Linked DNA regions of Mus musculus: regions 2, 3, 4, 5, 6 and 7 are each linked to region 1. The links are chromatin loops, found by intact Hi-C in ENCODE. Cell type or tissue: heart. All regions are shown on one strand. Region 1 has its middle 5.7 kb from the start of Gm46748. Region 2 holds the start of Mtx2 (metaxin 2). Region 3 overlaps Gm50595. Region 4 has its middle 91 kb from the start of Gm46748. Region 5 has its middle 97 kb from the start of Gm46748. Region 6 holds the start of Gm13652 (a long non-coding RNA gene). Region 7 overlaps 2600014E21Rik (a long non-coding RNA gene).

Region 1 (4,000 bases):
GGTGGCTAGAAATATTATTCCAAGGTCATTGAAGGTCTTATCCTTTTGCGTGGATCATAAGTCACACGTGTGAAGACTTTGGTGTGGCAGGAATGCCGTGAGCACTGTGCACTCATGTGTGTGCTGGTGCACATGGACACGCATGTAGAGGTCTGCAGTTGATGTCTGTCTTCTTCCTGGGTCACGCTCCACTTTATTCACTGAGACAGACCTGCTTCCTGAACTCAGAGCTCACCAAGTTGAGCCAACCAGCTTGCTGAAGGAAGCCCCAGCCTCTGCCTCCCAGGTTCTGGGATTCAAGCTGGCTACTGTACCCACCCAACTTGGATGTGAGTTCTGGGGATCCGAATGCTGGTTCCAGCACTTGGCCAGCAGGTGCTGTATCCACCGAGCCAGCTCCCCAGTCCACACAGCTGAAGTTCTGTTCGTGTATCAGAATCCTTTAAAATCTTGAACATGAAATATTTATCTGTGTTTTAAATTTCATCTAGTAAACTAGATGCCTGATATCATGTCAGTAAATGGCAAACTGAAGAGAGCAGATGAAGTTCATTGGCTTTAATGGCTCTGAAAGGTGGCACAGGTGGGAGAGGCGCGTTTGAACTCCAGAATTCCTTCATCAGCGAGATCTCCACTCACCAGGAATGTAGGACAGTGATACCATTAGTACAGTTGTAATAAATACCCCAGGGTTATTTACAAGAATCCACAGTCCTTAAACCATCCATTTTGAGATAGAAGCCTATTTTAAATTGTATGAAGCATTTCTAATTAACTTTTATCACCAACTCAATAATTAGAATCCTATACCACCAAGAAACCTTTTAACCTTTACTTTATAAGATAGCACGGAGAGGACTTTGGCCATGATCTGCTGAAGTCCCTCGCCTTGACATGGGGAAATTTAAGGTAATCAACGGTCATGTAAGGACCCCAGGGAATGGGTGGCAAAGCCGACACAGAGGCCTATGGCTGACTCCCAGGTGCTCACACACTGCATCTCACCTTTGCTTCCCTCAGAGGAGCTACTCAAATCACCCTTGCTTCTCGTGATAAAGCAGCTTTCCCAACATATTGTAGACCTACTGGTAGGTAAGTTTGAAGCTGTAAACCCACCCCGCAAGAGGTAAAGAGTTAGAAAGGTAAGCGCACGTTCCATCCAACTCTGTCAGCAATGGCTCTGTGCCCAGCTGTGTAGTCAGAGCAGGCCTTACTCTTGAATCTACAGAGCCTAGGGTGGCCCTGGCCACTGAAAGGTCTCAAGGAAAGTCTTGGCTAAAGACTTAGGGGCTGGGGCTGAGCAGTGCACTTTGCCCTTCCGTGTAGTGCCTTCAACACCTGGCTTAGTGCCTAGTGGCTGTGGGGTTTAATCTGATGTGTTAGAAGGCATCCTATGAATTGCCATTTCTTTGCCTGTTGCTGTGATCTCTTTAAATGGAAACTGTTACAGCTGGGGGATACGTAGCACTATTATTTAAACAATAACATAACACGCTATGGTGTTCAACAACTTTGTGATGGCCTTGCTGTTGCTGCTCTCGTGCCTTATTCCTGCAGAGACAATGGCATGTTTGGTCTTTTCTTTCTTTCTCTCTCTTTCTCTCTCTCTTTCTTTCTTTTCTTTTTTTTAATAAGAAAGAGGTAGCACAATGCCGTTCTGTGGTGATGGAAGAATTCGGATCATGGCGTTGGTACGTATATCTACACATACGATGACATTGCATAGAACTATATTCACACAAGAATGAGCGCACACAGAGCAGGTGGGACAAGAATAAATCGCATGAACTGTACCCATGTTGGTTTCCTGTGTTGACAGCATACTAGAGTCTTGTTAAATGTCACTATTGGGAAAAGCCAGGTAGTGCACAGGTCTTATTTATGCTATTCCGAAGCTTCCTGAGAACATGAAATTATTTAAAAATTTAAATTTCATTTAAAGTGAAATCAGGAGTTTTCATTTTTTGAAACGTCCAAGAGATTTCATTAAAGAGGTTTTTCACTGTTTCCTCTGCTTTTGAAAAGAATCCATTGGCTAAAATTCTCATCTCCTCCTAGAGATTACTACTATTAAAAAATATACAGCATTTTAAATTTTAATATTAAAATATATAGCATTTTTACCAGGCAATGTGGTTGTAAAGTCTGAGACATGTTTCTGGTTTGTTTTTATGTCACTCATTTAAAAATATTACACTTTGAAGTGTAGATTATCCGTGCTGAAGTGTAAAATACTGATCATCAGCAGGCAACTTTAAAATTATAATAAAATCAGAGTGGCTGTTACTTTAAGAATGTAAACGCCTGCAGGAAGAAACTAGAGAAAACGGGTTTTAGGCCTCATTATGTTCTTAAGAAAATATAGGAACATGCCCCCTCCCCAAACAACATTTTTTTTTTTTTGTTTTGTTTTTTTCATTTACTTCCCTGAGACATTCTCTTTTCTTTTAAAAAGCTGGCCGACTCAGAATGAAGGGACAAATTTGTATTTGGCCACTAGGTGGCACTGTTGGTGGCGTCGTGGGCTATATGGAGGGGGGAGGGGAAATTGAAAGCAATCTATTCGAGGAACTTGGGGTTTTTTTGTTTATTTGTTTTTGTCTTTTGTTGTTGTTTTGTTTCTTTTGGGGGGAGTGTCTTGAGGGTTTGCTTTAAGTAAAGAGAGAGGGGAGGGAGGGACGGGAGGAAGGAAGGAAGGGAGGAAGGAAGGAGGAAGGAAGGAAGGAAAGAGAAATCCTGTCTTCCCCCAGAGGTATGACGTGGAAAGGAAAGCTTTAAGCAGCCCTTCCCCCAAGCCTTGCCCCCTCAACCCCCATCCCCGTCACCACCGTTCAGACCACAGGAGGATGTTAGGATGGAGCGTCCTGTGGAGCCATGTGACACCTAACAAAAAGGGCTATGAAAGGCATATCCGTTTCAATAACCCCGCCACCCCGCTGGAAAGCAGAGCTAGGTTCTCACTGTCCCCAAGCCTGACTCTGTAAGCTGTGGTGAGATGCAAAATGTGGGACCCAGGCCAGGGGCAAAGGGACAGCTAGGGTCGCCAGGTTGTGAACAGGGAGGTAAATACGATTCCTGCGTATCCTCGAAGTGCAGTTTAGTTCTGCATGTGGCTCTAAGAAAGGAGAACCCTTTCAAATCCAAGGGCCAGCCCATCCAGAACAAAGACTTTACAGGCATAATCGCCAGATTTGTGTGGCCTGAGAGCTTTGCAGGCATGGTGCCTGGCCCGGTGTAGGATGGGATTTCTTGGTCCAACCTGCCCCAGAAGCTGCTGCCACAGGCTAGTGAAATTTCAAGGAGGTCTCTGTCTGCTGTTTAACTCTTCCACTTTTCTGAGGGGGCTGTAGAAAGTGAGTTCTAGAAAACCCAAAAGCTGGCACGGGAGATAAGTAGGAACAGAGAACATGGAGCGAATGAACACCACCCCCCCACCCCCCCCATGAACGCCTGGAGAACCATTTTAAATGGAGATATGGATTGAAACCTAAAACCTTGAACTTCCTACTTAAAAATAGCCCCTTGAAAATTAGCGGCATACTCGGTTGCATCAGATGATCATGTCTATCCTGTGCCATACATTCTCCATCCAGGGTTAGTAATTTCATTTTAACCACAGTCCTGGGCAAGGCAGTGAGACAAATGTGTGTACAAATGAGGGGGAGTTAGCAGCTGATACTGACCACGTGCCACATATTCAGCATCTCCTGTGTATTAACTCACTGTGGTGCTGTAAATGAGAAGAACCCCATAGGTCATATGACGGAATGCTTGGTCCCCAGTTAGTGTAAGGATTAGGAGGTATGACCTTGCTGGAGTGGGTGTGGCCTTGTTGTAGCTGGCCGTGTCACTGTGGACAGGTTTTGAGGTTTCAAACACTGCTTCTGCATCAGGGTGTAGCTCTCAGCTACTTCTCCAGCACCAAGCCTGCTTCCATGTTCTCCATGGGAAGAATAAGAATAGGAAGAAAAATATGCTAGCTCTCTGAGGCTGTAAGCAA
Region 2 (4,000 bases), 230 kb after region 1:
ACTCAGGATGATGCCCTCCAGGTCCCATGGTGTCTTTTAACATCAAAAACTTTCTATATTCTTATACAACCATTTCGATTATGGAATGTATACTCCATGTTTTGCTTAGAAACTCCTGCTATCCAATCTTACAAAAATAATACCCTGTATTTGCCCTTGTTTTTTTCCCTATTATTTTATTGTAAGTTCGTTTGTGCTACATTTAAATCTTTAATACATCGAGAATTAATTCATGCTATATTTTGACTTAGGAGCTGTTCCTATACTACTTTCTATTTACTGAACTATCTAGCTTTAAATATGTCCTACTACCATAACAGACCACTACAAGCACCTTAAGACAAATACAAACTTCCTGGGGATTTGTAAACTTCACTAACTGAGGTAGAATTCTGAACTTATCAAAAGTTTATCAAATACCATTTCTTGTTTTCTTGTTGAAAAGAAATCACACATTGGATATATACATTCAGAATACAAACATATACTGTGAAATGATTTATGACATAGTATCAGTCTAAAATAAACCACTGACCTCAAGTCAGAGGCCTGACTTTTTCAACCTCACTGATAAAGTCAGAGAGAAACATTACTTGAAATCTGTGTTATTTACTCAAGTCATGGGTATTTAAAGAGAACTGACAGACAGGTCCTAGGATACAATGGGAAACAAAATTCCCTGCTTTCATGAAGCTTACAATCTCTCTTCTATCCTCTCTCCTATAAAATGCTATTTTAAAGGAAATCTAAGTTCACACAAATTCAATACAATGGAAAGCGTTTCGAAAAGTTGATAACACATTATACTTTCATTTCCAATGTACTACTTTACCCCAAATACGACTGTTTATCTTAGTGACTATCTCCTCATTCGAACGTTGAAAACACTGCTGGAATTAACATTCATCCCATTAACTTGACTCTTTTTTTCTATCATAGCCACTTTCGCCAAAATAAAAACTTCAATACGAATGTGTGTGTGTGTGTGTGTGTGTGTGTGTCAAAAGATGTTTACTTTCTTTAAACTTCATGCCCATTAAGAATAATTCAAAGAATCCCACAGACTTTGCAAATGGCTTGGAGAACAACTCGGGTGACCCATCAACAACAGGTAAAGAAGGGCAGCTCAAGAGTGACAGTCACCTTAAACTTGAGAACCCAAGAGCAGAGAGGCTGCCCTATTCCCACGGAAACCTTGGGGGAGGCGAGGACCCAACCCGTGGCCACGCCCCCACCTCGATCCCCAGCCCCGGGCCTCCGCCACCTAAACCGCGGAGTCGGGGAACAAAGCGCCGCGGAGGGAGTGAGGTCAGGACTCTGTCCCTGCAGGGTGACCTTGGCCATGTGTCCTCAGTTTCCTCATCCAGAAAGTGAGGCCAAGCCTCCATGGCCGCTGCCGCCTCCACCCGGGCTGTAGACTCAGCACCCTCGACCCACGGCTACAGGGAAACTCCAGCCCTCCGCCTCCCCACGCGGATCCCCGCCGCCACCCACGCCGCCCCGTCGGCGCCCACACGGGCTACCTGCGATCTGGGAGACGAACGCTTCCGCCACCAGAGACATGTCGGCTGCGAGGTCCTGCGCGCGCGCCTGAGCTCCGCGGCGCTCGGCGCCCTCCCGCGCGACCTCGGCGGCCTTCCCCCGGCAGCTGACGAGCTTCGCTGGGCCAACGCTAAGACGAGCAGAGCTCACCTCGGCAGCGGTGGCTCGGCCCGCAAGGTTACCGCCAGGCCGACCAAGCACTTCCGGCGTCGCTGACAACGCGCGCCGGCACTTCCGGCTGCTCCGCCCCGCGCGCTCCGGACCTGCGAGAGCCCTAAGAGAGCAGGCTCTCTGGCTAGAGTCTTTTGGATTTGATTGCAACCTTTCAGCAGTTCAACAAGACAGAAACAGCTTCAAGAGGTTCAAGTGCCTGGTCTGGTTCTACTGGAGCCCAGAAACTCAGGAATTCTCTCAATTCCACTAACTGTAGGATTCGGGGTCCATAGACTGATATTAGTGTTGGTTATTTGTTCAAATGCGCTAGCCAGAAGGAGGCTTACACAGCTTGTGAGCTGAGACATAATTTAATCTTTCAACTCCAAGCACCCAAAATGAAGCTTGGAGAATAAAGCACTTCAATTACTTGTTTCTGAGTGTAGAAGGAACAAGAGTAAAAGGAAGGGCGCTAGATCCCTTGAATCTTTCCTCTTAGTCTAATCTTTTTTTTTTTTAACTATAGGTTACAATTGACCAAAAATCATAAATATTACAGAATTAGAAAATTAGAAGCATAAAGTTACACTTGATTTCAGAAATCATTTGGTGAGCCAAAGCCCCCTTTCGCTGATGAGAACATGGCTCGGAGAGGTGAGACGATGTTGTTGTGTGTGTGTGTCAGTGTATAGACCCAAGACAACTTTTGGTACTTAGTTCTCTCCAACCATGTGGGTTCCAGGGATCCAACTCAAGTCTTCAGGCTCGGTAGCATAGCCCATACACACACATGCATCAGCTTGTACAGTGGTCAGTGTCTCAGTACCTCTTCAGTTGCTCTCCATCCTCTATTTTGAGATAGGGTCTCTCACTGAGAATCTGGAGCACAAGGATTAGGCTGGCCAACAACACTCGGAACTTGGTCTGTCCCTGCCCACCTCCCACCCAACCCTAGAGTAAACTACTGTACCTGGCCTGCCTCTGCCTCCCGAGTGCTGGGATTAAAGGTGTGCACCACCACGCCTGGCGATTTTGTTTCTTGTCCACAGATCTCTGACCCTCCATTACAGTTTATTGTCTAAATTTCTGTTCATATACTTAAGTAGTATATTGCTTTCTTAGAGGTGCGGGACAGATTATCACACACTGGGTGTTTAAAACAACGGATGCATTTACTCTCTGGTTCTGGAAGCTAGAAGTCTGAGGTTAAAGTGTTGGCAAGACGATGCTTGCTCTCAAGGACATAGAAATAAATGTCCTTCCTCCATCTGCCCAGCTTCTAGGATTTCCAGGGTTCCTGGGCATTCCATGGCTTTAGACAAGTCATTTCCACCTTTGCTCCCACCATTAGGCAACATTCTCCCTTGCATCTGTTTGTCCAAACTTCTGTCTTCCACTGAAGGCACCAGCCAATGGATTAAGGCCTACTCATTTTTTTTATGACCTCTTCTTGGTTTTATCTGCAGAGCCAATTTGCAAATATGGTCACATCCATAAATACCAGAGGCTAGTATATAGAAGTCTTCTCAGAGGACATAAAATGGTAAGAAGTTTTGAAGAGTAAACCAGAGCAGGTATCAGTAGCCCCCACAGCAAATGAGAAGTCTATTCAACCAAACTTAAGCTTCCTCATTTAAATAGACACAAAGTACTTCTGAAAGCATCTTTTTCTCTGCCTGAAGTTCAGAGTTCATGAGAGGCTTATAGAAACACAAGGAAGATGGTAGGATGCCATCTGTTTGTGCTGAGGGAGGAAACCCCAACAGTGTATGTGGCACCCAGTTTCCTCCTCATCCTGAGGTTGATATTGACCCAGAGAAATGAGCTGTTGTAGGTATCTTCCTGCCAATCAACCCTTCCATTCTTGTCCTTTACACAAGGGATTTTATGTACGTACGGCTTTGAAAAACTGGAAGTCTATTGTCACATCAAGTTGTGCTGGCCTCTTTTATCCGTTGCCTTTCTGAAGCTATAGATGCTATGCTCTGACTGTTTTGGATCAGATGTAGTGTCCTATCCCAGGATTTGACTGGGAAAACAATAAGCAAGTGTGAGGGGTAGAGGTGAGCCCCAAATGGAGAAGGATGCTAGAGTCAGAGGCTGGAGACAGATTGGGGAGCAAGAGAGCGAGAGTCAGACAAATGGAATGATTCTGCAGTTTCAGTCGGCATGCTACACAGGAACACAGATAAACAGGGGCTGGGGTGCCTCTGAAGCACTGGGTTAAGACACTCTGCCTTTGCTACTAAAGCAAGTGTCTTAACCTGCCCTAGATGCTAGAAGAAAATACCTTAGACTGGTTAAG
Region 3 (4,000 bases), 530 kb before region 1:
GTTTAAAAGTCTTGTTTCCTTGGTATCTTCCACCCCTCTGGCTCTTTTTGCCTCCTCTTCCCCTCCGGGTTTCCTGAGCCCCAAAGGAAGGGCTGAATAATATTTATATTTGAAAAGACAGTCTTGAAGCTTTTGTGAGTTAATGCATTTGACACTTTCTTTTAAAATATGTCCCCTTCCTCGTCGGTTTGACTATAGTATGAAGAAAAGTGTATTTATTGGCGAACTATAGGGGTTGCAGATTTTTATATAACCCACCATGTCTTGATGACACCCCAGGCAGATCGTGTCCACTAGGTGGCGCGCATGGGCCTTCGCTGTAATGCTGTGGGTTTTCTAAACCAGGCTAGGGAGCGCTGTGCTATCCCTGGTGAGGCAGCTTGCCCAAGACCAACTCCAAATGCCTTAAGCCTGGGGTTCCCACAGCTGCAGCTTGCAGCCTGATCAACCTCAAACCGCAGGCTGCAAAACCAGAAGCCCCTGAAGCGGCTTCAAACCAAAACACTGAGGTGGACAATGCCATGGCTATTTAGAGGAAAGGGATAAAGACACGAGGGGAGCATTAAAAAGAACGAGATCCTTCTGCACTGGTTTTCATGACAGTATAATTTTCTCTCATGTTGTAAGGTTGAGCACAACGTGAAATCGAGGCTAGATTCTGATGCAGATTTCAGAGTGGGAGGGGAAGGCATTTTGTTTTTCTTTAGGAGAGCGCCAGCTGATTCCCTTTATTTTCCAGATGAAACGCTGACGGCTTTGTCATAGTTTTATCCTTTATTACTGGTCTAAAAAGGGACAGGTGTCTTCCTTCCAATCCGAAGCAGCAAGTAATGGCTTTGGCATCATTTCTTTGCCTCTTTTAAGTTTATGGAAACCCATTTCTCATTGTTAGGCTAAAGATGCAGATCAGAACGGAGGAGCCTGATTCTTGTCACAGGAAGGCTGCTTCTCAGGCGATTAGAAAGCAGCAGCCGGGAGTCTTGACAGGAACGCGTGACAGATAGCTATGGCAACGCAGTTACAGACCCCGCACGCAGGGCCTCCAAAGCCCTGGGTTACCCCGCACGCACGCGTACAACTCTGCTTAGGAGCAACCCTGAGACCGGTTCTACGCGTTTCTGCAAAGCTTGCCTGTGCTGGTTTATCTGAGCTGGCTGAAGGCGGTGGGGGAACACGAGGCCTTTTTCCTGTAGTGTAGCTCAATGCAGCAGCATCTCTGTCTTGGGTTCAAGGGTACCCCGATTCTGTAATTACAGATCGGCAAGCTCATTTTGATTTCGGCCAAAATAACTCTTAAAAAATTTAAAGGTATCTTTGTGTGTCTGGTGTTTTGCCTGCACCATATCCTGAGCACAAAATAAGATTTTTTTAAAAGTCAAATTTATAGTTCCTGTAAAATAATAATAAAAGTACCTTTTTTTGTACTTGCCCAGGGTTCTTATGTATGTAATCCTCTTTTTATGGTGCTGATGGCAGGCTTTCAATGGATTTCTTAAGATCTCTTCCAATGGTATATAATCTTGGTTCAGAAATATGCATTAGTTCAACAAACCCAGACAGAAAAGTAATTAGGGGTGTATGGAAATAGTGGAGTAGGGACAGAGTGATTCTTTTAAAATGGGCTTTCCTAATAATTTCGTTTACTTAAAGAAAGGTGGGTGAACTATCTGCATTTCTGGAAGGCGTGTTGCCTCTTATTCAACCTGTGCTTATTGTTTCAAAAGACAGGAATTAACAAGCAGAAATAAAGCACCTTTTCTACAGCAAAACATTTAATTTTACTTACTAAAATGTTAGATTTCAATACAGACCCAGGAGCCAGCAATGTCTGATATATTACTAGAGAAACATCTGGAAGTGGCTGTAAGGACGGCTGAGTGAGTGTAAGGTTCGCGATATCATCTCTGGATGTAATATACTTCTTACCTCTGGGTGGCGCTGTTCAACTGCTTCTTGTTTTTATGTGCCGTTGAAAACCTTTGCTTCCTGTTAGATGCATTCCTGAAAGAATCTGTTAAAGAGACATTTCCTCTATCCACAGTTACGCCTTAAATAACTTTCTTGTCACATGGATATAAATTTAAAGTGGTTGTGATATGCCATTTTAATTACCAAAAGATGACCAAATAATATTAAAGATTGTTTATATGGGCAATTGGCCAGGTTAAAAACCCGATCTCATCTTGCTGGAGAAGAAATCATCTATTTACATTTTGATAGGCATTTAACCTGAAAAGACCATTCAAACACTAGAGTTTTAGTTTAAATTTGTTGTCACTTTTAAATCCATAAAGATGTTTCAGTAGAAGCCAGTTTTATGAAAGGGAAGGGTAGATATTGGGAAAAACTCCAACCAATTAAAATGTTATTTAAAAATCTAACATTAGTCACTAAGATAGTATTTTCACTTAAATTCAAAGCTAAACACCTTCAATATTAAACAAAACAATACAAAACAAAACAACAACAACCACAACACACACACAGAACAAAAACCTTCAGAAACCTATCTTTATCTTCAGAATTCTTCTTTCCAGAACAGGATTGCTTTAGTAAGTAGCAATTATGTTTACAATCTTGGAAAATGTATGGTAGGTAGCCATTACATCTCTTACAAACCCACAGTGAGTTAGTATTGTGGGCCAAGAGAACACATGTCGGTTGGTTTTTAAGACGTCTAATTCTTTATTCAAAACTCAGGGCCAGTCAGAAATGCCAGATGAAGGGGTTATAATGCCAAAGTTAATTTTGTTTTGTCATATACAAAGTAGTTAATGTAAAAATTATTGATTGATATTCTCCCTCTTTTAACTCTTTTAGGACTCAATATTTAAAGCAAAACTAATTTATCTAGGTGTTCTACTGCACAAAATTAATTCTACTGGGACAGGCGAGGCCAAGCCTCATTATGAAACGGTTGGTTCCCTTGCTGAACCAGCCTAAGCAGGTTGCTTTAGTTTTTCAAAATTAGGTACAACAAAGAATTTAACCCTTGAGATGCTGGGGAACTGGCCTTCAGTATTATACTACCTGGGCCATGGGATGGGACAGGAGACATGTCTTCTCCTGTGGGTTCTGCCTAGGACACAGGTGAGGTGAGGTGATTTATATACCAGGGTATGTGTTCATTAAAACCAGTGTTTTTCAGCCTTCCTAATGCTGTGACCCTTTAATACAGTTCCTCATGTTGTGACGATCCCAACCCTAAAATTATTTTCATTGCTACTGCATAGCTGTAATTTTGCTACTGTTATGAATTGTAATGTAAGTATTTTTGGAGATAGAAGTTTGCCAAGGGGTTCCCACTCACAGGTTAAGAACCACTGATTAAAACAATTAATCGAAAATATTCCTTGGGGCGTGGTGGCACACGCCTTTAATCCCAGCACTCGGGAGGCAGAGGCAGGCGGATTTCTGAGTTTGAGGTCAGCCTTGTCTACAAAGTGAGTTCCAGGACAGCCAGGGCTATACAGAGAAATCCTGTCTCAAAAAAAAAAAAAAAAAATATATATATATATATTTCTAGTATGTACCACTGTATTTCAGACCTTGCCTTTAAAAATGTGTGTGTGTGTGTGTGTGTGTGTGTGTGTATTGGGCATGGTAGCATATGCCTTTAACCCCAGCATTCAGAGGCAGAGGCAGGCAAATCTCTGTGATTCTACATAGTGAGTTCCAGGACAGCCAGGCTACATTGTGAAACCCTGTCTAAAAAAATTATATGAAAATAGTGAACTTCTTTCCCTGGGTGGCCAAATAGTTGTTCAGATTTGCTTAATTTCTGAATTAAGTATATATTACTGAATTAAGTAGTATAGCCACTAGGCATTGGTTATTGGGTATAGCTATAGCTTTCCTTCCCTCCTTGTGTGTGTTTTTCTTTTAGTATTTGTGCAAAAGTATTATTGGGGATTTTAAAATGTCTTTTGTTTTTAGTGTCTGAGGACCAAACCTATGAACCCTGTCACTGAAGCGCACCTCTAGCCCCGCACGTCTGGTT
Region 4 (4,000 bases), 85 kb after region 1:
AGGCCCCTCAAAGTTGCAGCACGCAGCTTCCCCAGCCCTGAGGTCCCACTTTACACATGAGGAATCTAAGGCCTGAAAGCTTGGACAGCCTTCCTGTGGCCACAGCAACGGCAAGATGGTATAATCGACTGTGAATGCCTGTGCTACAGCTTCTTTCAAACATGACGTTACTGAGCACGGACCTGGTAGACAGACGGATGGACGTAACTGGCTTTTGCACGCCAGCTCCAGCCACTATAGTTCCGAAGACATGGAACCAAGATGCAAATTCTACAGCTCAAGCTCGCTCAAGGCTAGCCAGCATTCTGTTTCTGGTGCTCAACAATGTTAGCATTCTGTCTAAACTCCACCCCTCACAGTTACCTGGCAATAGCCAGGTAGGCCTGATCCACCTCTTGTTTTCCCCTTGCTTTTTGCTCCCTGTCCCCTAGCCCCTTCCCTATTCCCTTCCCTTCCTTTCCCCCTCTCTCCACGTGCTCATGGCTGGCCTCTTCCCCTCCCCTCCCCTCCCCTCCCCTTTCCCCTCTCCCCCCCCCTCTCTCTCTCCTTTTCTTTGCCTCTACTATCCTCTTAACTCCCTTCCCCATGCCCTGAATAAACTTGTGGCTGATCCCTTAGGGCGAAGGGATGCCATGGCATGGGCCTGCTGAGACATCCCCTTGCCCTATGCCTCACCACAACAAATCCATAGAACATATCTCCCCTCTCTTTAACTTTTTATAAACACATCAAACAGTAATACAAAATACATGAGATCAAAGTTACCTGCAAGAGTAGAACATTTGTAATGGAGACAAACAGAGAAGCAAGGTCAACTTGAATTTGTTGCATGCCAGTCTCTAAGCCAGTACTGCCTTGGGTGTGATAAAGGAGACACGAGGCCACAGCACTCTGTCCAAAGGAGAGTCAGAATGAACACCTACCTCAGTTACAATTCAGCTGCCAAGGGATAGTCTGTAAATGGTAAAATTACATATATTTTCATCTATGTATATTTGCAAAAGCACAAAGAAGTGTCGCACAAATCACTTCACGGAATGTTTTCTTCTTTAATTATACATATGTACTACCTTTGTAATTGCCGTAGAATGTAAACATGATTGTTGGGCAATTACATTTAAAATCATGGTTTCAAAGAAAGTAGCTTACAGAAGAGCATGTATAGTATAATTCCCTTTTTCCAACTTAAATTTAAAAAATAGGTTGCCTAGGACAAATGCCAACAACGATATCCATTAAACTGTCAACGGGGGCTGATTAAATAATTCTTTTGTCTTCCTTGCTGCTTATTTTTATTTGATAATTTTTTTTACCATGAACATGAATAGCTTTGCAATGAGGAAAATAAATTATACGTGAAAAAATAGAGTCAGCCAACAAGACCTGTCTGGGTTGCTATGTGTGAGTGAGCTCAGAGCCCCGTTTTCTGCCGCAAATTCACTAGTGAGGTAGCTATTGGGTCCTAACGGTGGAAGGCACTGGCCATGAGCAGATTTCCCTTTCATCCGGTATTTGTCAGCCCAATCCAAAGGAAAAGAAGACGCTAACTGCACAGCGACCTCTCCACTGGAAATCACTGTCAGGTTCAAATGAATTCGCACAGCTTACACAGATGCCTCTGCTTCCAGTGACCCTGCCAAAGGTCAACGTATGGCTTACATTCATGCCAACATGACGTGTGGAAACCATTGTAATTCTCAGAAAAACACAATGCACAAACTGCACCAGAAAAACAACCACCCAGCGAGAGGGGGAAAAATTCAATAGCGTTAGGATTACTCAACAAACCAACAAAAGCCAGGAAATTCAAAGTTAAGTTTTATGCTCCCTCCTTAAGTCCGCGCCATTGTGAAGGAGAAATAAAAGCACAATGACGTGTGTTCGGGGGTGCAATGTCAGCGGCAGTAACTGCACTTCCAGGCTTTATTGGCTCGTGTCATAACCTTCACATTCTATAAACAAGGGGTTTGGCTTAACACCTGGGTCCTGTAACAGAGAGCTATCTCCTGGAAGCCTGGCCTAGGAGAGCTCGCTGCAGCTTCCACTCTCCTAGGTATGCACAGCAAATCATGCAGGAGAGAGGAAACAGATGAAATTGTTGCTGGATTGCAGCCTTTCTGGCCTCTTGGGAAAATCAACAATTACAACAAAGAAATACTATTTACTTCTGAGACCAGACCGGGAGAGACTGTTGAGTTAATCTGGCCAACTCGAGCTCCCTGTGCTAAGCTTTGACTTTAGGGAATCAAGCTTTTAGGGGATGGTACTTTATGGGGAGCATAGTTTAACGTTCGTTCTCAAATGATCCATGCGTGAATCAACCGACATTTTGTCCAACTCAAAACATTTTTAGGAGTTAAAAAAAATAAGCATAAGTTTATTAACAGGCATAAAACCTGTACCTTTATTTAATTTTGTAAATATCCTGGTAGTAAAAAGTTATAAAGGTAGTTAAATGAATGAGTCCAAACAAGTTTGTTTCTGTGGCTTGGCTTGAGTGAGAGCATAAGATAGAGCAATTTCTGCAAAGACCCCAGGCCTAAGGTGCAATTCCTTCTTATGGGGAAAATTCCAGAAGGTGATGTGGGGCAGCTTCAGTGGGGGCTTTACCGTCACCAAAAGGCAATCAGATGGAAGCTCTGGATTCTTAGGGTTTTTAGCTGGTTCATTCACAGTCAGTCGTGGAATTATTTTAGAATCAAGGTTCCTCCCAGTGGAGAAAGCAGCTCAATTGAATGAAAACCATTTCCTATCTTTTTTACCTTTGGGACCTGCACTTTAGGAAACTCCACAGATCAGAACTGGTGTAAATAACATGGCCATGACCCTGGGCTAAGTGGGTATCCAAATGCACTGGGGCTTCTTTCAAAGGGATCAGATGTTTTCTTTCCCTGTGATGTATTAATACGGTAAATAATAATGGGTCATGGTAAGACCATCTTTACATTTTTTTTTTTTTGGAATAAACTCCATACCATTCACATGCAGTTAGCCAAAAAAGCAGTCACAGGAAATGTGGATTCTTTGTGTGCTCCAGAGGAAAAGGAACTGGGTTGGACAAACAGTCTCTGCAATAGAAGCCAAGCTATCAGGAGTACCACACCAAGGAGAGACTCCAACAGAAAAGGCGCCATCAGATCAGACCCCGCTTCTCCAATTCACCTCCAGCTCAAAGTAGTCATCAAGTAGGAGGACTGTGAAGTTCCGGGCTCTTCATCGGGCTTTGTCACCTCTCAGAGTGATGCAGTCCCTGGGCTCAGACCTCGGTATTCCATAATCATAAGACAAGTAAAAGAGGTTTAGGTTTCCCACTCCTCTGCAAGTCGTCATAACGAGTCCTCACGTGGGCTGTCCTCCTTAGTTCTGTAACTGTGTAAGGATACACGTTTTCAAACATCTCTATGCCGTCTGATAAATCAAATGGATATCTGGTACAGAAACCAAATTGTGTATTTTCATTTTAAAGGCAAACCAGAAAGCCAAGGCACAGGACACAGTGGTATCTGCTATAGAGTAGATAATCAATTTGTTTTTGAGATGATTTCCAGTTGCAAGCTTCACAGCCACCATGTCAGAAAAACACCGTGTGTCTGTGGGCAGAGATGGGTCTCCCTTCCTTTCCATCCAGAAACCACGTGTGTGTTTGGTTTCTTCAAAGTATGAAGGATGCTCACTCAAGAAGGGTGAGTCCTGTCAGCATAGAAGGCAATTGCCTCACCTTTCTTGCACTCACACTTTGATTGATCAACTGTCTTTTACAGAGGCTTGATAGTGGCTACGGATTTTGAACTCAATTAGACTGAAGCCATTGATTGTTGCAGTCCCTAAGTCAATTGACACACATTTCCAGTCTATTTATTCCATTCGAGACATAACTCAATCTTGCATATTTACATAAAACATCTAACGGAGGTTTTCATCTGTTTATTGTTGTGTGTTTTTTGTTTTGGTTGGTTGGTTTGGTTTTTCGAGACAGGGTTTCTCTGTGTAGCCCTGGCTG
Region 5 (4,000 bases), 92 kb after region 1:
GTCTCAGGAGGATGAAGGCGCTGGGGTGGCCATTTCAGCCCTTGTTATTCCTCTCATGTGTCCTAGTAAAACTAAATTACAGATTTCTCATCACTTTTGTGATTCTCAGACTTTGGTGTGCATCAAAAAAACCCAGAAAGTTTGCCAAAACACCAGTGAGTTGGTCCTACCTAGAGTTTCTTATGTAGTACTTGTGGGATGCCCCCACCCCACCCCGTCCGCAGATTTCGGCTGATTTCCCGAAGGTGACAGTGCCGGGCTGAGGAAAGCGCCTGCCTAGCCCAACGGAGGAAGGTTTTTTCGAAAAAACACAATGGCGTTTTGGTCTACCTTCCCCTTTAAAAGAACTCTGACAGTAGTCTAGCCTTCCCAGTCAAGTTCAGTAAGTGCGTCCTGGGAAGTTCCTTAGGGTGGACCCTCAGAAAGGCACTGAGTCAGGAGCCGATGGCTTGCAGCTGCTCTGATGAAACATCCTGTAATCAGAGGCTGCTTGTCTTCGGCAGACCTCCCTTAGCACAAAGGGATCCCAGCCCAGCTGCCTGCTCCTAGTATCCCGGAGCAAAGCCACAGCTGGTCCCTAGGCCGCTTCCCTAATGCTACTAGGAACCAGTGGGTGTGGTGAGGACCTGGGGCCTCTTCGGTAGACTTCCGCCATCTCCTGATTTCCTTCCAGTCTCCACTGTCTTGAGGGAAACTGCTGAAGGTTTGGTTACCATGGCAACCGATCCTCTTTCCAAGGGGAATCCTGGTGTGTGATTTGATGGGGGGGCTACACCGTTTCCCCCCCCCCCAAAAAAAAACCCCAACTATTTTACCAGGAAGAAATCTTTCTTTTTGCAGTAAGAAAATTTTTTTTCCTATCCAAGAACCTCATTTTACATGGCAAACAGTCCTTGGAAGAGTGTGAATTTCCTTATCAAATGAAGCCTGCACCGGCTAGCAGCAGAGGGCAGTTAGCCTTCACCCACAAAGGGACGCTGACAACAGCAATTTTGCCTCTCTATCCAGTTGCATGGAAGTCTTGCTTGGGGTGGGGGGGGCACCTTCCTGGGGGATAGACAGAGGGTGTCTGAGGCCACATATATCTATACACATGCATGCACACTCACACACACACACACACACACACGATAGATAGATAGATAGATAGATAGATAGATAGATAGATAGATAGATAGATAGATAGATAGATAGATAGATAGTTGAGACTTCTCTCTCTTCCTACTGATGGTGATTCATTGAAATCCTATGATCAAAAGCTAAAGACTAGGGACAATGGGCACATGCCTTACCTCCGTTTGTCGTAAAATAGCTGGAATGCCCTTTAAGACTGGAGTCCAACTACGGAGTTAGTGTGCTGATGATATTCAAGACAATTGTACCTGTGAGATATATTTTTTAAATGTTTTTGCTGTCATCTATTTTAAGACCTTAAGTCGAGTTACACATAAAAGAACTAGATCCAGGATGTTTGGGGGGAATTAACAGATGATATTTAGCAAACATGTGGATGGGTCATAAGGAAACATCTGCAGAGAATCTGAGTTGGCACTGGGAAAGGCAGCTGCTTTAGGTTATGAACTGAGCTGAGCTGACGCAATTGAAGGAGCCTCCAGCAGGGGGCACCCTTTTGCAGTAAACTCCGTGGCCTTTATAGCGTTGCTCCTCACCAGCCGACCTTACACATAATTGGCATTTTGAATTCTCTAACCCTCTGCTTCTTCCTTCAAAGCAGACACTCCCCTCGGAGAAATCTTCCTCCCATCCCTAATGAAAATGAACATTTTGATGGGAGGCAGCTCTTGTGGCAAGGATTAAAAGCAAAATCTGAAGAAAAAATAGACAAGTCAATGAAATTAAATGTAGGTTTGTGAAGAAGGTTGAATACATGCCCACAAAAGTTAAAAGATGGTCTTGCCTGCTTTCGCAGCCGGCTGAAACGGCACAAGGAATTCTTAGACCGTCTCATAAAAGCCTGAGCCAACTGTGTGCATGGGTGTGCACATAGGCATCAATATTAAAGTGACCCTCTGTCACTTAACTTCTCAAGGATGAACGGTGTTACTGACAGTGTGGGTATGTGTGAAAAGGACCCTATTTTCTCCAGCCTGTGAATAAATAATTGAAACAGTAGCCCACTCATAATCCAAAACAATTAGCCCCATTTTATACAGACCTAAAACATCTTGAAAACAAATAATTTAGGAACATACAGAATGGTGCCTTCAAACCCAGAATCATAAGTTGAGACTCAAGTGGCTTTATTGTAATCTCTTGCCTCAGACTCCCCAATACTTGGATTACAGGCAGGCACAACTACACCTAACTAAATATTTTAAATAACTTATGTATTTTTTTCTTTCAGATACAATTAGACAGTTTAGCTCATTGCCTCATGTATGCTTCGCAGCTCAGTAGACACATTTGGGCAGCGTTCTCATTTAAAACTTGTTATGGATTTTTTTTTTAATTTGATAGGTTGGGTTTTTTTTTTTTTCATTTTCTTGTAAAGATTTTCTTGCTGGGTTGGTTATTGCATAGCTAGCTCTTGCTGCCCACAAGGCTTCACTCTTTACCATTTCAGGAACATTTGGAAAGCTAATTGAATTATTAATCAAGCTCTCATAAAATCCCAGTGGTTTCTCTCACTGTCCTGGGCACTCTGAAAATATTAAGTCCTCTGAGCCTTATCAGGGGCCCCTACTCTCCCACTTGATCACACAGTGATAAACTGAGACAGAATCAGAATTTGAACCCAGGAAGTCTGAAGCTTAAATCCAAATACTTCACCATGCAGTATCCCCCTTCTCTCTCTCTCTCTCTCTCTCTCTCTCTCTCTCTCTCTCTCTCTCTCTCTCTGTATACAAGTAATAGCAGTATCCAAATTCAGCTAGTATATTAAATGTCGCTGGTACATATTAGATGCTCAACAAAAGTTGGTAGTGAGAGAAGATGGCGGGGTGTGCATATACTGACTGACTCTCAACACCCACTTATAGAAGCAGTGCGCACCAGAATTCAAGTATCCCCGCCCTCCTAAACCTTGCTGAACCAGTTTGCTCACCCTCAGCCCTATTTCTCCGTCTCAGGATAATTCTAGCAGAATCTACTTCATAGGGTTATGGTCTGGACCAGGTCTTTGGAGGGTTAGCTCTGTGTGGATCCGGTTGGAAGATGGTGATACTCGCTACAGTCTCATTTAGAGACGTTTTATGTAAGGGCTTAGTCTGTGGTATCCTAAGAACAAAATCTTCTCAACCCGTCCCCCACGTGAGGTCAAGCAAGAAGCAAGTTCAACCCTTTCTTGAGAGACACAGAAGCATTTGATGATCAATATCGATCTGGGGAGGGGGTGAAAGAAAAGCGAAGATTAAGTGCGCTATTAGAAAATCGGTTATGGACTGAAATTTGCAAGGTTTACAGAGCTCCAAGTTCAATATTCCACCTCTAGAGCCAACATTCTTTAATGTGTGCAAGAGGAAGCTATAAAGTCTGCCCTTGACAGACTCAGGGAACAAGGAAATGGTAATGGGGAGGCTCAGATGGACCAGGCTCTGGACAACAGCAGGGGAGTAGGTTAGCCCCTTCCTTCCTCCTCTCCTCCCCCCTCTCACCCCCAGTTTATCGCTTCTTCCCACCGTGCTCTCACCCACTCATTGAGCCTTCTCCTGTTGCAGAGATGGCATGGGGGAAGAGCTGCCAGCTGGCCTCAGAGAGTGACCAGGGCTGATCACTGCCCGAGGTGGGAGCCATTTCCTCAGATCACCACAAATATGTAAAGTCCACCAGGAAGTTCCACTCGTGTGCTGAACTTTGGGTTCTCATGGCCATGTAGTCCAATTTCAAGGGAGACGTTAACAGCCTTTCCCCCGGTTTCTCTCCAGTCCAACAGAAATGTACACTAGTGAGAACCATAGTATTGCAAAGTAGGTGAATGAAAAACTAGGCCTTGATGGCATTAGAGATGCGAGGAGCTCCAGAATTTTCTAAGGACCACCTA
Region 6 (4,000 bases), 83 kb before region 1:
AAAGCAGAGCTGCAAAAGTCCAATTATAAAGTATCTACCACAAAAGAGATATACTTCATACTTCAATAAAAACCAAATTTTAACCAGAAAGCTGTTACAATCTTTGAAGAATTGTCCCAATTGCTCTGGACACAAGCTTTTTGAAACACTGAATTGTTATACAGAATAAAAACGAAGAGTGTCCCCTTGATTCCCACACATGGGCACAGGTCTCTTTCTTAAAGCCCTGTGAGTTTTGGATAGACACAGTCTGAGCCCTTTTCTCTATCTCTCAAAATAAGAGGCAAAGAACATGAACCACCAGTTATAGCCAGGACAGAGAAGGACCAATTCCTCAGAACCTAACATCACTTTCTTCCTGGGCCTTTCCACTGCTAGGGAAATCTTAAGAAGAAAAAGAAGGGGGGGCGGAGGAGCAGGAGCAGGAGCAGGAGGAGGGGCAAGGGAAGAAGAACGAGGAAGGGGTGGTAAAAAGAAAGAAGAGGAGGAGGAGGAGGAAGAGGAGGAGGAGGAGGAGGAGGAGGAGGAGGAGGAGGAAGAAGAAGAAGAAGAAGAAGAAGAAGAAGAAGAAGAAGAAGAAGAAGAAGAAGAAGAAGAAGAAGAAAAGAAGAAAAAGAAAAATCTGGCTCACATTTGCAAATTGAAAGCATCTATAAAAAGAGCAAAATGGTTGCTGAAATAATTTAAGCACATTATTGTTTCTTTTAAGGATAAGCACAATCCTTTATTGTGTTCCTTTCAGAGCCTAGACCATCAAAGACAGGCTACCAGACCAAGTACTAAATTTTGTTCATGGTTAACGAATGACACAGAAAACTTAAAACTGCTCCCTTGCAGCCAAAATCAAAGAGCCCTCATGAGCAGACTCCTGGCACCCAGGGGGGAGAGTTACAGCGATAGTGAGGGAGGCAGTCCAGGGAGAGGCACACATTTCCAGGGGTCATATCAAATAATGCCACAACAGAAAACCACAACTAGATGTGTTGGAAGCACACACACACACACACACACACACACTCTTAAAAACTGTTGCCAAAGTCCTTCAAAGCCAAAGTCTAGAAGAACTCTGGGGTTATGGACACAGCAACAGCCATTTCAAAATCATCACTCCATTTACGAGTCCAATATCCATCCCTCTTATCACTCTGGCACACTACTTAGGAAATAACAGAGAAAGAGAAATATGAAGCTAGAGGCAGAAAATTTAATTAAAAAACAAAGCCACCCACCTTGCTTTCAGGGTCAGGAAGTACAAATGGCCTTCTTTTGTAGCAAGATTGAACTTAACACGGGTATGTCAAATGGCCATGTATCTGTTTAAAGAAATAGAAAATTGGCTTTTAAAAGGAAATAAAAGGTGTAGGCTCTCAGTCCTTCTCATTGCAAGTCTTAACCCCTCAAAGATAAAAAATAAATAAATAAAAAATGAAATAGAACACTAGCTCTCTGGTCAGGCAGAAGGCAGGGTCTCCACCGTTCCTCTGGTTTGCAAAAACAAAATAAAACCAAACAGCAACTGCAAACAGTGTTGTTTGCAGGAGGGTACAGACCTTAAAACAACTCGCGCCCTCCTGGGTCCCCAAAGCCTTCAGTGTGAGCTGTAGAAGCTGCACTCTCAACGCCAATGACACCATCGGCTGCTTAAATGGCACAAAAGTACACTTAGTACGAGAGCAAAGTGACTGACAGGGATCCGCCGAGCCAGCCCCACTGCCACTAGACCTGCCTTAAAGGCTCACACAAGGAGTATAAAAAGAAAAGCACATTTTGCAATAGAATAAATTCTTTTTTTTTTATTGAGACCGCGGAAAGTCACATGACCCTGAATGTAGCCTTTTAGGAAAGCAACAGAAGTGGTAAAGAAAGGAGTGTGTGTGAGTGTGTGTGTTGGGGGCTGGGGGGAACTGCCTTCTTCCTCTGCTGCCTCCCAGCCTGTCCGCCGCAGTCCACATTCTTCTGGGCGCATCTGTGGAGCTATTAAGTGGGATAATCCCTCTGGCCTTTGATACATTTCTGGACATGATTATTTCATTACTCGCAGTATATCAGTAGGATCATAATAAAAAGGACTTCTGACAACCTGCCAAGAGTTTTGTGGCCTTGTAAACACAAAAGTGCTCTAATAAAATTTTATTAAGTGTTAAAAAGTCATAAAAAGTGAAATAACATAAACTACAAAATTTACTGTCCTCAGCAAATGCTGAAAATATCGTCCACAGTAAAATTAAATTAGCATGTAATAGACAGAGCAGCAGTGTAGAGTGGGTTTAAAAGAGGATCCAGGGGGAAAATGACACTGTAACCTAATCAGGGTCACGGGGATTTAATTCGGATCCCCCCGCCCCAAATGTGAATAAATGTGCTGATTACAGACAAGAGCTCCGGGGTTACCAGAACCTCGCACATTGTCAATACTTTGCAAGAAATAATATATTGCAGATTGTAAGGCGCGCGGGGAAACCCAGCCGGCGTCCGGGGGCAGCGGCGCGGGCCAGGGTGTCCACTAGGGCGCGCTGTGAGACCGGGAATCTCCAGCAGGGTGCCCACGCCGCCCGGGGCCCTCGCACTCCGAGCCTCGCCCCCTCCAAATCATATTTACAGTGCGAGGGTCTCCCCCACCCACTCCTGTGACATTTTCTCCAAATCGGAAGAAAATGAAGTGTAGGTCGAGCTTTGCCGCGGGCAGCCCTCAGTTCCCCTCTTTCGGATCAAGAGCCTGGATGTGGGAGACGTTGTCCACTGTGATGCTAAGCCTGGGGGTGGGGGGAGCATTGGGGGAGGGGGCAGGCCAGCGCTCCTGGAGTGACCGTCCCCCCAAAGTAAGGCCGAAGATGACACGAGGCCGATGTCCAGCTCGTCTTAGGCCTCCGAGGCGCTCCAAAGGCTAACGGGGGTCAAGTCCGTTCCCGCTGGGGACAAGTGCATCAGCTCCAGAACGACCTCTCCCTTGCTTAGCCCTGCCCCGGGAGATCAGAGTGACCCAACGCCCTGGGGTACCGGCTCCCGCCTCCCTGTCGTCTCGTCTTGTTGGGCCAATCGTCTGGCTCTGGGTCGCTGCCCGGGCGCACGGGCTCAGGAAGGCAGCAGCTGCACGGGGTTCCCATTCCACCCGGGACAGGTATGGACCGGCCGGGCCCCTGGAGAGAGTCTCCTCTGAGCCCATCGCTGAGGCTCCGCCGGGAAAAGAGTAAACCTTCCTCTCCACGCTACTCCAAGTGGACACTGATGGGCAGGAAAAGGCTGGAACGAAAAGCCCTGGCCTTTGCTGGCCTCGATGGCTTTGCAGAAGAGAGGTGGCCTCCACCCACGTCTCCCCTCCCCCTCCGCGCCACACAGCAGGTTTGTAAAGAGAGGGATGCAAGTTTTGAAAGTTATGTTCTTCCAAGGAGAAAGGTGTTGGTCATGGTGCCCATAAGTGCTTTTTAGCCACAGAAAGTCAACATGTCACCTCTGTTTCTGCAATCCCCAAATGATGGTAATGCTGACTCTGAAGAGAGCGTGTGTTAATTGGAAGTTAGTGAAATGGGAAATGAGTGGGCAGTGACGTGTTTCGGGGCATTATTTCTCCTTAGGGATGGCCAAGGTCTGAGGCTCCATTTAAGAATTGGCCATTTTGCCAGAAACTATGTGCTTTTAGTCAAATCCAATTAAAGCCTGGAGTGGTGAGTTCACAGGCTCACACCGGGTCCTAGGGGGTCCCCGAAGAGGCTTCCGCCACAGCTACTAGCCTAAAGACAGCTTGTAGTTGCAGTTTTCCAGGTAGCAGGACGCCTTGAGGTGGGTGCACAAAGGCAAAGAGAATCCCCAAGCCGGCGAGGGGCAGAACTCACTGATTAACACGCCCCATGCTGCTTGCAGAGGGTGCGATGGCCCCTACCTGTACATACTTCTTGGTTTTTGAGAAGGGTGTTTGACTATTTTTAAATGGCAATGTTTCTCATCATCTGCAAAATACAGTGTTGAATTTTAAGTAGGTTGGAACAGAGGGCTTAAAAAAGTA
Region 7 (4,000 bases), 260 kb before region 1:
TAAAATGTGTGGTCGAGGAGAGGATATGCATGCCATGTGACTGAATTTGCAGCTTCTTCTTCTTCTTCTTCTTCTTCTTCTTCTTCTTCTTCTTCTTCTTCTTCTTCTTCTTCTTCTTCTTCTTCTTCCTCCTCCTCCTCTTCCTCTCCTCCTCCTCCTCACCTTCCTCCTCCTTCCTTTCTTCCTTCTCCCTCCCCATTCTTCTCATATCCTAACGCACCAAAGAAAACTTTGCAAAACAGGTCTGGTTTTTTTTTTTCTTTTCTCTTTTTTCCTTAAGTAGAGAAGAAACCAACTGTTTGTACCTGCCTCTTGCTCCTCTGGCAGGAGCTGGTAATGCTTATTGCTGGCTGAAGCTGTGCCGGTACAGACGGCTCCTATGTTCTACAGAAAAGTTCCACATCCACTCTCCGTGGGCTCCAGGTGAACTCCAGAACTCATTCTATGCAGGGCTGGAGTACATGGCATAGACTCCTGCAGAATTAAAAGGAGAGGTGAGACCTGAGCTTGCCCGATGCTCTAGAGTCCTGATAAAGCCCTGTTGTGAAGGTGACTAAGAGGAGCCAGAAGGCAGAGGAAACTCAGAGGGAACAACCACGACAAAGCATCTGGACCATCCAGCATCCGGACAGCCCAGCATCTGGACAATCCGGCTTGCAGTTAAAAGGCTTTCCCCAAAGCAATGCAAACTGGATAAAGACTGCAGTCAGCTGCTCTGCCTCAACCATCTCGTCCCTAACTCTCCTTGACACAAATAGGAATCTTGTCCCAGGCAAAGGCGGTCTTTCCTCCTCTTTCTCCCAGGACTCTTTGCTTGATGTAAATCACAGGCTTGGCCTCTGTAGCTGGACACCTGAAATACATTATGCAAAGAAAGGGTACTTGGAGTTTTTTGTTGTTATGATTTTATTTCAGTGACATTAAATCTTAGCTTTAGTATGTGCTTTCCACACTGGATTGTTTACTGCTTTGTTTGGTTACTGTTTGTATCACAGAGGAGAAAGTTCTCTCAAACTTCCTAAGGAGACAGGTGGTTGGAGGAAGGCCGCCGAGTCTGTGAAGCCTAAGGGAGAGAGGTAACATGTATACCTGGCAAGTCTCTCTGGAGGAGCGGTGCCTGGCATGTCCCTGTGTCGCCTGGTGCACTCGACACTGACATGACCATGCACGACTCCCAGGCTGGTATAACATCACAGACTTCTGTCCCAGTTTCTTGCCTGAGCCAGGCGGGAGACACTTTGTAGGCAGCTTTGTACACGTAACACTGTTCTCAAGCAAAGACAGTTGTTCCTGGGTGTTGGCTTCTTTTTATTAAGGTAGAAAATTTTCTTTTTGTCTTACCTAATTAATTTCCTGGCAGTTGAAAGAGTACAATTAAAAGCAAGGATGTTTCAAGGTGGTTTTCTTTTTGAATTTCCTCTTGGGAATAGTATCCCATTAAAAGCTCAACTGAAAAAGTTTGGTAAGGTTAGGTGGGAAGTCCTGGTCTCTCATCTCTCTTTTCTCTTTTCTTGCCCTCTTTGTCCCTTCCTCCTCTCTTCCCTTTGCTTCTTTTTCATTCATCTATTCTCTTCACTATCCCGTTTTTCCTTTTCCTCCTTCTTTTAATTCATCTTTAATAAATACTGATGAGTTTCCTAGTGAGGTTCTACAATAAAACACGTTCAGGGTTGCAGAGCCTTCCCTGAAGCGTTTACCAACGGAAGGTAGTGAAACTTCTGGTATTGCCGGGTGTGTAGGTCAGGCATCACCCCTTCTGCACCTGCAGAAACAGATGGATTAGGGGAATCAGAGATACTCCTCAATTTTAAAATTAACGATTTTTAAATTTTAAAACAATAAGAATATATGATTATAAAACAGGTTACATTTGAAAAATGAGATACACTTGTAATTATTGCGATAGCCGCTGGATGGCACTGTTGCATACATCTGGTGGAAAACCTTTCCACTTAGCCCGGCATCGGGTTTTGAAGATTTTTAGGGGTTACCTTTTGACTGGACAGATGCCGTCAGACTTGTAGACTGTCTTCCCTTTTGGAGAAGTTGGTCCAAATCTCAAATGTCCCTCTCCACTGAGAATTCTCATCTTTCCAGATGAGGGTCCTCAAACAATTCAGTATATTTAAAAGGAGAGTTATCCTTTTATGATGGTTTCCAACATTATATATTGATTGTAATGAGCACACTCTAAATTCCAAGTGGAATAAGGCAAAAATTAAGCTATAGACGCCCTGGATTTATAAGGTGCCCTCCCCGACCCCCCAAATAGCTTCCAACAGTTTCCTATCTGTTCACTCATCTGATTCCCAGCAGTCTTAGGGAGCTACCTGCTTTAGTTCTTAATGGAGTCAAACTTGAGGTGTGAAATAAAGGCAATGAAGTCATAGTTTGTTCTGGCTTTGCCCAGAGGAAAGCAAACTAAATGTATGCTCCAGGCAGCTTCCAGTTTGCAAAAATCACTTGTTGAAATTTTGCTAGTTCTTGAGTTTATTTTTATTTTTATTTTTTTAGTTTTACCATTATATACTCCATGGACACTTCGGGACTTAAAATTTTATTTTGACAAATATAGGTCATTTTGTGCAGCTGACGTTATACAGAAATTGGACCTGGAGAGTGTTCAAATGCTGGGGGGGGGGGGGGGGGAGACCTTGCCCAGCTAAAGCAGTGAAGAGAAATGGATTAACAGATGGTACAGCAGTCAGCCTTCCATATGACCATGAGCTTCAATGGCGCTGTGTAGTTCAGTGTCTTTCTTTTGACTCCAACTTTGAGCTTGTTTTCTTTAACTTCCTCTTGTGCCTTTGGCCTGGGGAAGCCAGAGGGCTTGGGGGACTACTGGCCTAGATTTTTAGATGGGGGGAGGGATGGAACTCTGTGTTCTAGTGAATTATCAGAGAGCTATGCTGCCTGCCGTCTACGGGATGCTTTGATCCAAAATTTCAGTCATTGTTTCCACATTTAGGGGCTGGAATGAACATCAAAGGAGTGGGTGTACGGAATTTACTGAATGCCAGGGAAGTACAATAACATACAGAGGACATAAGCAAATCCCAGTGGCAAAATTTGCTGCCAATTCTTGTGCATAATAGAGGCCCTAAAGTGACAGTCTATCTTTGACAAATGCATAATGATATCAACGCCAAGGGAAGGAACTTGCATGCTGAAAGGTGAATAGAGGAGTCAGGAACAATTCAGTGGACTTACACACTTCCTCCCTGTGTTTTCTCACAACAAGGAAAGCAGATGTCACAAGTGTATTAGGTAATCGGTGGATGGGGCTGCAGGCTTGCCAGCAGGTCTGGACCAACCTGGCTCTTTCAAGATATTTCTCTGAAGATGAGAATAAAATATGATTATAAGTTATTTATCTTCGGGAGGGAAAAAATAAGGAATAAGTAGAGTGAGAATCACTCTCTTGTTCTGTCTTGGGTAGTTCCAGATTTTAAGGCCCATATGTTGTTTGCTATAACTTCTTCGCCTCCCAGGGCCAATGCATTTCAAACACTCCAGCTAGTCACTGCTCTGAGGAGTCTCAGAAGCCAAGGCTCATTTGTATCCAGAGTCTTTGTTCAAATATGGATTTTGCTTAATTTCTGTGCACATAAAGTAAAAAGCACAGAACTGAAACCAGGCCGTTGTGTGATCATCTAAAAACCTACTTTTCAAGCTCCTTTAAGTTTTAGTTTTGATATAAAAACAATAAAATGACCATAAAAAAGTTTTCAGAAGCGTTGACATTACGAGCAGTCACTAACCAAGGCTGTTCCCAGAATGACTGAACAAATCTGGATGGAATTCTTGAGATGTTAACGGCCATACAGTTCCATCTCTAAATATTTCATCTAGAAGGTGATTCGATGAGGATCCTATAGAATAAGATTCACGCCTCCAGGGTCCCAGAAGCTATGTGGCTATGGATTTCACTGTTGTCACCAGAGTTGCTATGGGAAGGCAAAGGCTGTTTCTTGCCCTCAGTTTGAAAAACTTAGAAAAG

Evidence for each region. Hi-C counts contacts between places; a loop is a spot of excess contacts. Peaks named below come from ENCODE experiments on the same cell type or tissue, not always from the same donor. Only the 100,000 strongest peaks of a DNase experiment are listed, where the experiment ranks them.
Region 2: a loop joins it to region 1, with 2.2 times the contacts of the local background. A loop is called at or near these places in 3 of 42 quality-filtered maps.
Region 3: a loop joins it to region 1, with 6 times the contacts of the local background. A loop is called at or near these places in 9 of 42 quality-filtered maps.
Region 4: it touches region 1 in a loop (6-fold over the local background); 9 of 42 quality-filtered maps call a loop at or near these places.
Region 5: it touches region 1 in a loop (6-fold over the local background); 9 of 42 quality-filtered maps call a loop at or near these places.
Region 6: it touches region 1 in a loop (10-fold over the local background); 9 of 42 quality-filtered maps call a loop at or near these places.
Region 7: a loop joins it to region 1, with 4 times the contacts of the local background. A loop is called at or near these places in 4 of 42 quality-filtered maps.

Annotation. Positions count from the first base shown.
Region 1 is chr2:75,053,870-75,057,869 of GRCm38, reverse strand. No RefSeq gene overlaps it. Among named protein-coding and RNA genes, the nearest start is that of Gm46748, 5.7 kb to the left of the region's middle. In heart, a CTCF peak has its summit at 2,488 (motif pointing right); a DNase peak (open chromatin) is centred at 2,889; H3K4me3 peaks cover 750 bases; H3K27ac peaks cover 876 bases; H3K27me3 peaks cover 467 bases.
Region 2 is chr2:74,823,567-74,827,566 of GRCm38, reverse strand. Mtx2 (metaxin 2) reads right to left here and starts at 1,755. Exons shown (of 10, transcript NM_016804.4): 1 at 1,524-1,755. The coding sequence starts at 1,563. In heart, no CTCF peak of the experiment used is centred here; DNase peaks (open chromatin) are centred at 1,296 and 1,666; H3K4me3 peaks cover 1,780 bases; H3K27ac peaks cover 1,319 bases; H3K27me3 peaks cover 677 bases.
Region 3 is chr2:75,586,715-75,590,714 of GRCm38, reverse strand. The region is part of intron 2 of Gm50595; the gene reads left to right. Among named protein-coding and RNA genes, the nearest start is that of Gm39853, 25 kb to the left of the region's middle. In heart, CTCF peaks have their summits at 303 (motif pointing right) and 1,932 (motif pointing right); a DNase peak (open chromatin) is centred at 334; H3K4me3 peaks cover 988 bases; H3K27ac peaks cover 325 bases; H3K27me3 peaks cover 351 bases.
Region 4 is chr2:74,968,783-74,972,782 of GRCm38, reverse strand. No RefSeq gene overlaps it. Among named protein-coding and RNA genes, the nearest start is that of Gm46748, 91 kb to the left of the region's middle. In heart, no CTCF peak of the experiment used is centred here; no DNase peak of the experiment used is centred here.
Region 5 is chr2:74,962,163-74,966,162 of GRCm38, reverse strand. No RefSeq gene overlaps it. Among named protein-coding and RNA genes, the nearest start is that of Gm46748, 97 kb to the left of the region's middle. In heart, a CTCF peak has its summit at 1,605 (motif pointing right); DNase peaks (open chromatin) are centred at 532 and 1,612; H3K27ac peaks cover 424 bases; H3K27me3 peaks cover 39 bases.
Region 6 is chr2:75,136,603-75,140,602 of GRCm38, reverse strand. It overlaps Gm13652 (a long non-coding RNA gene), which reads left to right and starts at 2,628. Exons shown (of 3, transcript XR_374685.4): 1 at 2,628-3,339. 2600014E21Rik (a long non-coding RNA gene) reads right to left here and starts at 2,948. Exons shown (of 12, transcript XR_001783367.2): 1 at 1,551-2,948; 2 at 1,230-1,313. In heart, a CTCF peak has its summit at 2,492; a DNase peak (open chromatin) is centred at 2,692; H3K4me3 peaks cover 1,278 bases; H3K27ac peaks cover 789 bases; H3K27me3 peaks cover 3,178 bases.
Region 7 is chr2:75,310,353-75,314,352 of GRCm38, reverse strand. It overlaps 2600014E21Rik (a long non-coding RNA gene), which reads right to left. Exons shown (of 12, transcript XR_001783367.2): 9 at 3,211-3,336; 10 at 1,342-1,762; 11 at 306-474. The region is part of intron 3 of Gm39857 (a long non-coding RNA gene); the gene reads left to right. Among named protein-coding and RNA genes, the nearest start is that of Gm34401, 27 kb to the right of the region's middle. In heart, a CTCF peak has its summit at 1,914 (motif pointing right); a DNase peak (open chromatin) is centred at 2,962; H3K27me3 peaks cover 1,069 bases.